Linked DNA regions of Homo sapiens: region 1 is linked to region 2. Evidence: chromatin contacts called from ENCODE Hi-C data. All regions are on one chromosome and are shown on one strand. The core of a region is the stretch at or near the end of the contact, and the rest is flanking DNA. Distances in the headings are between cores, read along the strand shown.

The links. A loop is a pair of places that touch in the nucleus more often than their neighbours do. Pooled maps may share reads with other maps.
Region 1: a pooled map shows a loop between it and region 2 (11-fold over the local background). The contact joins the promoter of BCORL1 here to the promoter of STAG2 in region 2. A Hi-C loop is called at or near these places in 6 of 50 pooled maps.

Annotation. Positions count from the first base shown.
Region 1 is chrX:129,980,735-129,985,495 of GRCh38, forward strand. It overlaps BCORL1 (BCL6 corepressor like 1), which reads left to right and starts at 1,901. Exons shown (of 14, transcript NM_001379451.1): 1 at 1,901-2,028. RefSeq lists a silencer at 2,730-2,966.
Region 2 is chrX:123,960,452-123,965,154 of GRCh38, forward strand. It overlaps STAG2 (STAG2 cohesin complex component), which reads left to right and starts at 1,255. Exons shown (of 35, transcript NM_001042750.2): 1 at 1,255-1,405. It overlaps STAG2-AS1 (STAG2 antisense RNA 1), which reads right to left and starts at 890. Exons shown (of 2, transcript NR_130770.1): 1 at 738-890. RefSeq lists enhancers at 1-136, 835-884, 2,313-2,412, 2,503-2,762 and a silencer at 1,205-1,344.

The DNA.
Region 1 (4,761 bases), core at 651-3,150, 6.0 Mb after region 2:
GTAGGACGTGGATTCGGGGGCGGGGCGCGGCGGGAGGGGGAAACCAGGCCTGGCCAGACTGGCCTGGGCGTGGGGGCGGGGGGCGAGTTCGGGGCACTTGCTGGGCTCTGGACCGAGCGGTAGGGCGGGGCGGCGCTAGGGGCTGGGCCGGACCCGCAGGGAGAGGGCGAGGGGAGGGAGAGCCGGGGGTGGAGTAGGGGCGTGGAGTTGTGAGCGGGGTCTGGCCTCGGCCGGGGGCGAAGGTAGATCGGCGGGGCCGCGAGCGGAGGGAGGGAGGCCCGCGGCGGCGCGGCGGCAGCGAAGGCCAGCTTCCGCGGAGTTTGTGCCCGGGCTTCCCGGGCTCTGGCCGCCTCACGCGCACAAATGGGGCTAGGGGACTGAGTGGTAAGCAACTCCGAGTGTTAGACGGTGATCGGGCGGCGATTCCGGGAAAAGCGAGGAAAGACACAGTCTGCGATTGTGCCGCACCCCCCACCCACCTCTTAGCATCTGGATTCTGCTCTCGTAGTGGGGGCCGCGGACCCTCCCCGCCACAGTCCTTTTACTCTCCAGCACTCCCACCGCCTTCCCCCTTCTTCAGCCATCTGACTCTCCTAGGGGTATGTGTTTTTGGGGGTGGACGGCGACGGGGGTGGGGGATACTTTCCTTCCCGTGGCGGCAACCTAGTTCGTATCTTATTCCTACAAGGTAGCGTCGCTTCGAGTCGCATGGACATTGGGGTTTAGATAATTTACCCCCCACCCAAGCGATTTAATGGCTTTTAAGCAAAAGGCGAATACCTGGATTTCCATGGGAGGGATGAGGTTTGAAGATTGGGATTCACCCCTAGCTCACTTCCACTACCAACCCCTCTTTCTTGTGAGCCACTTCCACGGGTATTCAAATCTGGGGGGGAGGGGGGACGGGAGTATTAATATGCTTCTCTATTTCTACACAGGGTCGGCGTGGCGAAGGACGGCTAGCCTTGGAGGGAAAGTAGCCACCAGTCCAACTCGGGTCGCCCCCACCATTATTTCGGTGAGGGGGCAACGCTAAGAAGGGGATACTGGTGGGTAGGGGCCCAGTATAAGGGAGGGGGCTGGGTAGTCGTCCCCAGAAGGACTCCGTGTCTTGGCGGGGAGAGAGAGAGGCGAGCCCCGGCTTCAGGGGAGGGGTTCCGGGGAGGGAGATGGGGGGGTGGCGACGACGGTGGGGGGGGGAGCGGGAAGAAGGGGGAGTCACGCCCTGCCTGCAAGGGGAGCCTCCCTCAGGCCCCTGGGAGAAGGGGACTGAATGCGTCTGTTCTCCGCTGCCCGGCAGAGGAGATCTGGGGTCTCGAGATTTGCACACTGGATCGGCACCAGTGGCCTGAGAAAGTCAGGTCGGGGCATAAGGTGGAGAACGTTGGAAGAAAGAGAGAGAACCCTTTGGCCGCGGCTCACTGACCCTCTCCCTTCCTCAACCTCCCCCTTCGAGGGGCGTCGAGGTGGGGGGGGACGTGGGGCTCCTGCAGCCCCGCAGATTGAGCGCCTCCGCCTCTCCCAGGAGTCTAGCTTTTTGCCCGGCTTGCTGCAGCCACTGCTGCCTCCCTCTCCGGAATCCGCTCGGTCCTCTCAGCGATCCCCTCCTCCTCTCCTCCCCTCCCAGTGTCACCGGGGCTGCTTGGCTCTGCCCCCTTCGCCGCCGCTTGCTCCCTGCTTTCGTCCCTCCCTCTCTTGCTCGCTCCCTCCCTTCGCCTCCTCCTCCCCATTCCCCCCCACCCGCGTAGGCCGCATTCTGGGAGTTGTAGTCCGGTGGAGCGGGGGTTGGCGCCGCCCGCGGACCCAGCCGGACTCCACTTCCCGTCGAGCCCTGCGACCGGCACCCACTCCACCAGGCTTCGCTCGCACACAGACACACACACACACCGCTCTCCCCCTCACTCTTTCGCTCGCCGCGGCTGCTGCCAGTGTGTGGCTCTGTCTCTCCTCCGCTTTGCTGAGCCCTCCCTTCTTCCTCTCAGTTCCTAGAGTCCGACCGCCGCCGCCGCCGAGAGAGAGGAGAAGGAGGTCGGTGGCGATAAGGGGCGGAGGGGGGCATCAGATCGGGGCAGTATTAGGCGGGTGGCGGTTAAGAGGGAGTAAGAGGGAGCCCGGGTGGCGGCCTGAGCCTCCCCGCGGAGCCGACCCGGGAACAGGTGCGTCTTTTTTCTCTCTCCCCCAATCCCTCCACCCCTTTTGACTCCCCGGCTTTTTCGTATCCCCCCACCCGCTTCTTTCTATCTTAAGCCTTTCTCCAACCCTGTTCCTTCTTTTCCCTGCGGCCGCTCGGCTTGCCCCCCGGGGGCGCCGTCCTCTTCGTGTCCCCGGACGTAGCGCTCCCTGGAGCTGGGTATGTCTTCGCCCCTCCCTTCGGGACAGCTCCCTTCCACTTCCCACCTTCGTACCCCATCCCCTGACTTGCCCTACCCCCTTCTCGACCCCCTTCTCTCTTAGCCAGGTGAGACTCGTTCGCCACGATCCAAGAGAGTCTTCTTCCCGGCTGGGCGGGGGTCTCCATGGAAACGGGGGTCGGTTGATCCTGGGGGGGAAACCATAGGAATTACCCCACTCCTCGGAAAGGGAGGTGGAGGCTATGGTCTTGTTAACTACCTGACTCCAACCCCCGATCCAAGGATCCGACGATCCGAAGGGAGGCTGGCTAGCAGGGCAGGGCGAGAAAAGGCTTTTTTTTGGGGGGGGGGGGTGTCCGTGATGAAGTGTTGAAGAGACCGGGAGAAAATGCCCTCCAACCTCAGAGGGGAGGTGCGACGGGTGCTCTTCAGGGCTGCTTTCTTCCCGGCGCTGGGGTGCGGGAATCGTAGGGTAAGGGGTACCCCTAGGTGGCGGCGGGGCCTGGGTTCGGGAGTGGGAGTGCTGTGATGGGGGCAGGGGCAATTATCCGAGTCCCTGGAAAAAAGGCGGGGGATGACTTCGGAGCGCCCTGGCTCCGCTGCCCTCGCTCTAGGGGCGGGGGCCGCCGGGCCGGGCGCGGCGGGGAGGGGGCTTAAATTGAAGGAAGATGAGATCGGGGGCAATTCATACTAGCACCGGCAAGCCAGAGGGGAGATCCGGCGTGCAAGCCCTCCACCCGCTTCGCGCCAGGCCTGGAGGCAAGGGGTCGGCGAGCGAAGCCGAGGGCTGGAAGGAGGGAGGCTCCGGTTACGGGGCCGGGTTTCGGGATCAGGGGCAATCCCCCGGCCCTTGGAGAAGGAGGGAGAGGGATGGCCGCGAACCCCAGGGCTCCCCCACCCCGGGTCCTAAGGGGCGTGAGGGACGGACAGCAGGCCCAGCGGAGCTGGATTCGAGCGGATCGCGGCCGGGGAGTGGGAGGGCTTAGTGGTGGGCTTCGGGGGGAGCAGTCCGGCGGCGGGGCGGGCGGGCGGGGCGTGGGGCTCCGGCGGGCGGCGGGGCGGGGCCGGGGGCGGCGCTGCTGCCGCCGCCGCTGCCGCCGCCGCCGCTGCTGCTCCTGCTGGGGCCGCCGCAGCCGTTGCCGCCGCCGCCGCCGCCGCTTCTGGGCGGGGAACGGAGGCCAAAGAGAGTCCCGTGCCGGGGCAGAGGGCGCAGGCGGCGCGCGGTGGGGAGGGGGCCGTCCTGGGGGCGGGGGCAGGCGGGGGGGTGGAGCCCCCGACGGGGGGCGGTACGAGCCGGGACGACGACGACGAGGAGCCCCGGGGGCCGGGTGCATGGAGGACGAGGTGCTGGGAGAAGGAAGGGGGGTGTGGGTCCCGCGACTGGCCTCGTGGGCTTGGCTCCTCGAGGTTCGGTTTCGGGACAGAGCCCTGCAGGGGCGCCAAGAGGCCGGGGAAGGGATAGGGAGGTGAACTGGTCGGTGGAGGGGGCCCTCCTCGCCGGGGTCCCGCCGAGAGGAAGGCTGGGCCAGAGGGACGTCCGGGGCAAGGCTGGGAGGAGCCGGCCGCACCTCGGCTGGGGATTTCGCGTTATGGAGGTGCGGGAGATTGTTGTAGGGAAAGACGTGGTCGAGGGGAAAGGTGGGAGGGAAACACTGCAAACCCGGGAGGCCAACAGCACAGGCCCGTGGGGGTGCCCTTCTATTCCGCTCGCACCTCCTCCCTCCCTGAGTGGAAGCACTATGTTTTTGTTTTATTGTTTTGAAATTTTCAATGTTGGCTGATCGAAACTGTCGATGGGGTGATATTCATTCTTGGTGTCTCCTGGAGTAGACAGTAAAGACAGGCATCCTTTGGCGAGCAAGCATCTAGCCCAGGGTTTAGAGGCTCTTTACGTTAGTGTGGGAAGGGGGCCCGGTAACTTTGTGCCACAGCTTGACTACTGTTAAGGCAGTTTGGAGGTCGTCCCTGTGGTACAGAGGTGGAGTACAATTGCAAAAATCTTCAGTAAGACTTCTGGAGATGAGTTGTAGGTTAGCGTTACAGTGGTTAGCCCTGTGGTTCTTTCAACTTAGAAGGCTCTTTCTCAAAAGCACGCCGTTGAGTTACATGGGAAAATAAATGTGGATTGCATTTGGGGTTGGGAGTGGATTAGGTTGATTATAAAATTTCAAGGTTGGAAGGGAGTTTTAAGGTTATTTACTTTTCTGTTGATATGTCCTGTCCTTGAATGTTGGAATTGAGGGAGCTTTATTTTGGGGAAGATGGTAGATGGCACAGTGGAGGATGTCTGGTGCACAGTTTAGGGTACTTTAATTGAATGGTGATGTCACCATGTGGTACTAAAGATGACAGTATGTAGGAGAGAAATTTGGGGGATTCCACTGGGGATTAAATGGGATAACCTAATTTT
Region 2 (4,703 bases), core at 5-2,504:
GGCGTTGCAGTGGCAACTCTCTGCCGCTAGATGCCGCTCCCTCCCAACGGGAGCCGGGCGCGGGTTCGTGGCCGACAGATGGCGCCTGCGCGTTCCATTCGCCTCCAAGTCGCCGAAGAGCGAACACCCCAAACAATCCCGAAGCGCCACCAAAAAAAAAAAAAAAAAAAAAAAAAAAAAAAAAAAAAAAAAGAAAAAAAACCCCGCCGGATCCGACCGCCACTTTCAAAACCCCCCACCGCTCTAGAACCGCGGGAGCTTCCGTCCCTGAGTAGAATTCGAGGGTGTAAAGAAGAGGAAGGGGAAAAATATCTTGTACCAGCCCAGGGGTGAAGAAGCCCCCGGCCTGAGAAAGAAGGAGGAGTGGGGGAGGCGAACAGTCTCGTTGCTGCCTCTGTGTACGCTGAGGGGGGAGGTAAGTTATAAAATGGCGGAGGCGAAGCTTCTAGAAGTTTGGAGGGGCACCCGGAGGGCGCTTGGCCCACCGTGAGGTGTGTATGATTGAAACAGGGCGAGAGAGAGGAGTTGGGAGGGAAAGAGGTTGGGCACTCTGTTGCCATTGAATTTCCCCTCTGCTTTCTTCGCCCCCATGGGGGGCAGCCATGGAACGGGGGGCAGAGTCCAGGCGGGAGGATCTTTCTCGCCCCCGCGGCGCCCCCCGCCCTCCTTTCTCCCTTCTCCCCCCAAGTCGCTACCCCAACACTTCCAAGGAACTTCCAGCCCCCCTTCCTCCCTACCTCCTACTCCTAGAGTGGCTTTCTACCGCAGGGCTCTTCTTTTCGACTACCCTCGCTGAAGATTTTCTCTTCCTTCCCTCGCCCAACTCTCCCTCGGGGCCTCTACGGAGACCCCCCCCCCCCATGGGTGGCCCAAAATGGAGAACGCGGAGCAGCGCAAGATGGAGGCTCCGCTTCTCTGTGTAGCAGTAGATTTAGGTTCCTTTTCTCCGGCAGGCTCCTAAGCCTAGGAGAGCCCGAACTGGAGGTGGGGTGGGGTGCGAGCCGTAGTCGGGGGAGGAAAGCCGGGAGGCTGTGGTTGGGGTGGGGGAGAGCGCGGTGTCGCGGTGAGGGGAAGGCAGAGAGCAAAATGGTGGTGCTGGGAACCTAGGGGGGAGGGGAGAAAGGAGGCTCAGTTGTGTATATTTGGGCCTCGGACCGAGGGAGGCGAGGGAAAATCTACTCTGATCACACCCCTCCCTCGTGCCCCCTCCCTTCTCCCTTCCCCTCCTCCCTTCCCTCCCTCCCCCCTCCCTCCCTCTCTTCCTCCCTTCCTAGAGAGGGAACAACATTCATGTGACGGGCCCCTCTGCTTCTCCCCCGCCCCATCATCTCCAGCGCGTGGTGGGGGAACTGCTGGGGAAGGCGATTGGCATCGATCTCTCCATCCCTTCCGAGGCCCGACTTCGGTCAGTTTTCTTCGGGCAACAATTTTCTAAATTGGCTGGGGTCTGGCGGTGTTGGCCCCCGCGCGCAGACCTTGCCCCGAAGGGGGCCCTGCCTGCCTGGCATGGGCGGAGGGGGGAAGGGCGGGAGTGGAAGGCTGTTTGTTGGGGGGTTTTGGCGCCACTTTTGTTTTAGTTTTAGTGCTGCTTTTCATTCCCACCCCCACCCGCACTGTCTTTCTCAAGGCACGAACTGAGCTGATCCTTGCCCCAGGTAGGCAGCCTGTGCGTTTTCACTCCACACTTTTATTCTTGCTCGGGGTCGACTTTCTTTTTTCTTCTCCCCTGGATCCGGAGATCTGCGGACGGCGATTTTGGGACGAAAAGGGTCGGATGGGCCGTGGGAGAGAGAAGGTGTGGGAAACAGCATCAAGTAGTTCCGCAAAACTTTGAGCCCCGTTCCCATTTTCTTTTGGCCTAGAATTGTGAACGTATTGTTGATTTCGGCCTTTTTTTCCCCCCGTCGCGAGAATGTCTTGTTTTGCCTTTAGTTTTTTATAAACCGCTGTACTTTCGACATTTAGTTTCCGCTCCCCCTTGGTGCATATGTCATTTTATTTTTAATCCTTAACTGTAATGGGTTATCGTGTGATTTTCGTGCTTCAGTGCTCGGCTTTAATTTTTAATATTGTATTAGTAGTTTCATCCGGTTTGTGAGACTTTCTCTTCCGTGGCCTAGAATGTTTTTTATGTTGTTGCCTACCACCCCTCTTCCCTCTCCCTCCTTCTTTCTCTTGGATGTAGTTTTTAAATTGAGGGCCATGGTGTTGGATTAAATGGTAATTTACAGTTTACATGATATATCTATTGGAAACTTTTGATCTGTAAGGTTAGATTTAAAGTAAACGAGGCGCTTGTGTTGGTTTGCAATGGTTCCTTAAAATGCGCGGGCCACCCCCTTCTCCCACCATAAAGCCCCATCTTCCCTTCACACTGGAGTGTAAATTCCATACCCCTTTTCTCCCACGGACCGCCGTATTTCGCAGCAGCCACACCCTGTATTTGTCTCTGTGGATTGGACTCATTATCAGCTTAATTTAGTGACTCTTAAACCACCATGATGGGACTTGCTTAAGCACGAAGCTTCTTTTCCTGTTTAGTCCTAGTGGTTAGTGTCGAAAGAGGAATCATCGAGGTTTCTTGATGAAACCTAGTGCGGTCCAACCTCTGCCTTTTTTTCTGTTGTCTTTTTTCCTACTCCGGGCTGTTGGCGGTGTCAGCACCGCTGCTGGGGGCGGGGGTGGAGGGGAGAAAGAGTCGGGTTACCGAAGTGCGTCATTCCTGGCTCTAGCAGGGCCTGCTCGGGAGCTGCTGGTGTTTGTTACTGTCCTCGCAGCACTTTTCTGCCAACCTTCTCTCTCTGCGTATTGGTTAGGAGCAAAAGCAGGAGGCGGTCTCCTAATTCTGTCTGTAGCCTAGCGCGTTGCGTTTAAGGGTATATCTGAACTTATTTTGTTAAAAAAAAGGCTCTGGGAAGTGGATGCATTTGTTTAATGACATATAATTCAGGTAGTTTAGGCTTGCTCTCATATACTTTCCGATGAACAGTGGGGTTAATTTTCAACATTTTCAACCACTTAACGTTAAAATGCCTGGTTTTCTTTCTACATTGATATCAATCTATAATTAGGGATCAGAAGGACCAGTTTAAGGTATATAAGTGTTCAGCAGTTTTTCAAGTGGTTGAATTGCAGTTTTATGACACATTATGTTAAATAGTCGATTTTTTTTTTTCATTTTGAACTAAGGTGCCACGTTAAGTAAGTTAATTGCAGATGTTTAAGTTCGTTTTCATCACATTTCCCTATTTGTCTTTTTAGGTATAATTTTAAATATGCCCTTTGGGTTTATGGACTTCATTAAAATTCTTAAAGATGGTTATATCTTTGTGTTTAACTGAATTCTTAAATTTATCACCTACCAAAGAATTGTGTAAGGCGTAAGGCGGCTGTATAGTTACATTGTTGGATTTTGACTTAACATGCTAGTTTTTGATACTTTTGCTATCTTTGGGTAGAAGTGTACTTAGAGAACATAGTATCTTCCTCTTAATTCTTTTTGAAGATAATAATGAGAGGAGGGAGTGGGTAGGAGGTAGGTGTGAAGCAGAAGTGGCCTTGAGTTGATTATTGTAGCTGGATGAATACAGAAGCGCTCATTGTTACTATTATTCTCTCTACTTTTGTGCGTGCTGTTAAACATTTCCATAGTTTAAGATAAACTTTTTTTGCAGTAGAATTTCCAGATTGTCTTACAGTCTTGGGGGTAATGACTTAAGTTTATATTTACATGTCAAAATTACTTGCATAGGAAATTTAGCCTTGTGTAAGTGATTACACAATGCTTGGCAAAACTTTCAAAAAAAAAAAAACGTTTAAACGGGAACTAGTATAAAACAGGCAACATAAATACTTATAAATTGGTTGAACTTTAAATGTTTATAACTTAGCCTGAATGTGCTCTACTTTTAGTTTCCTTTTTAATTCTTTGAAAACAGGAAAATTCCATTTGCAATTTTTGTAAATTCTGCTTAGTGTCTATTTCATCAAGTTGGAGTTACAGTGAGTCAGTATGAAAGGGATTTACTATTAATAGGAGGGGCTTTGGCAGTTGCAGTAAGTGACAGTGGAAGGGATTGAGGTACCATAGGGAGCATTCCTGGTAGAAAGATCTAGGTAGCTGAATTCAGTTTCAGAATTTGGTGTTTAATGACTAGGTAGAGAAGTGGGTTGGAAAAGAAATGTACTTATTAGCTATTCCTTCCCACTGTGAAGTAACTATAGTATTCTAAGGTGTATCAGAGACTGGCAGAGAGGGTGGAGTGGGTTTTTTTTTTTTTAACTGATAAGAAAATGAGTGTTTACATTTAAAATGGTTTAAATCACCTCATGCCCCAAGGATCTGGTGCTATAACTAGTTAGAAGTTGATATGTAAAATATTTCAATATTGTCTGTTAACATTCTGACCATTACCCGTAAACAGTAAAAATGTGTTGCAATGACAATCCTTGGTCTCCCTTAATTAGTGCATTTGTGAACTGCTCCTAAATTCTATTAAGGTAAGTGCCTTTTTTTTTTTTTTTTTTGGCAGTTCTATACTGTTCAGTGTCAGGTTTATTTTTTTCCCCCAGGAGATACATTTTAAAAATACATGTCACAGTTCCGAAAGGAATCCAAAACAATGGATATTTAATTTATAGCAAAATTTCACCCCAATCTGGGAACAGACATTTTGTAACTGTTACCATTAGTCTGTTTGTGT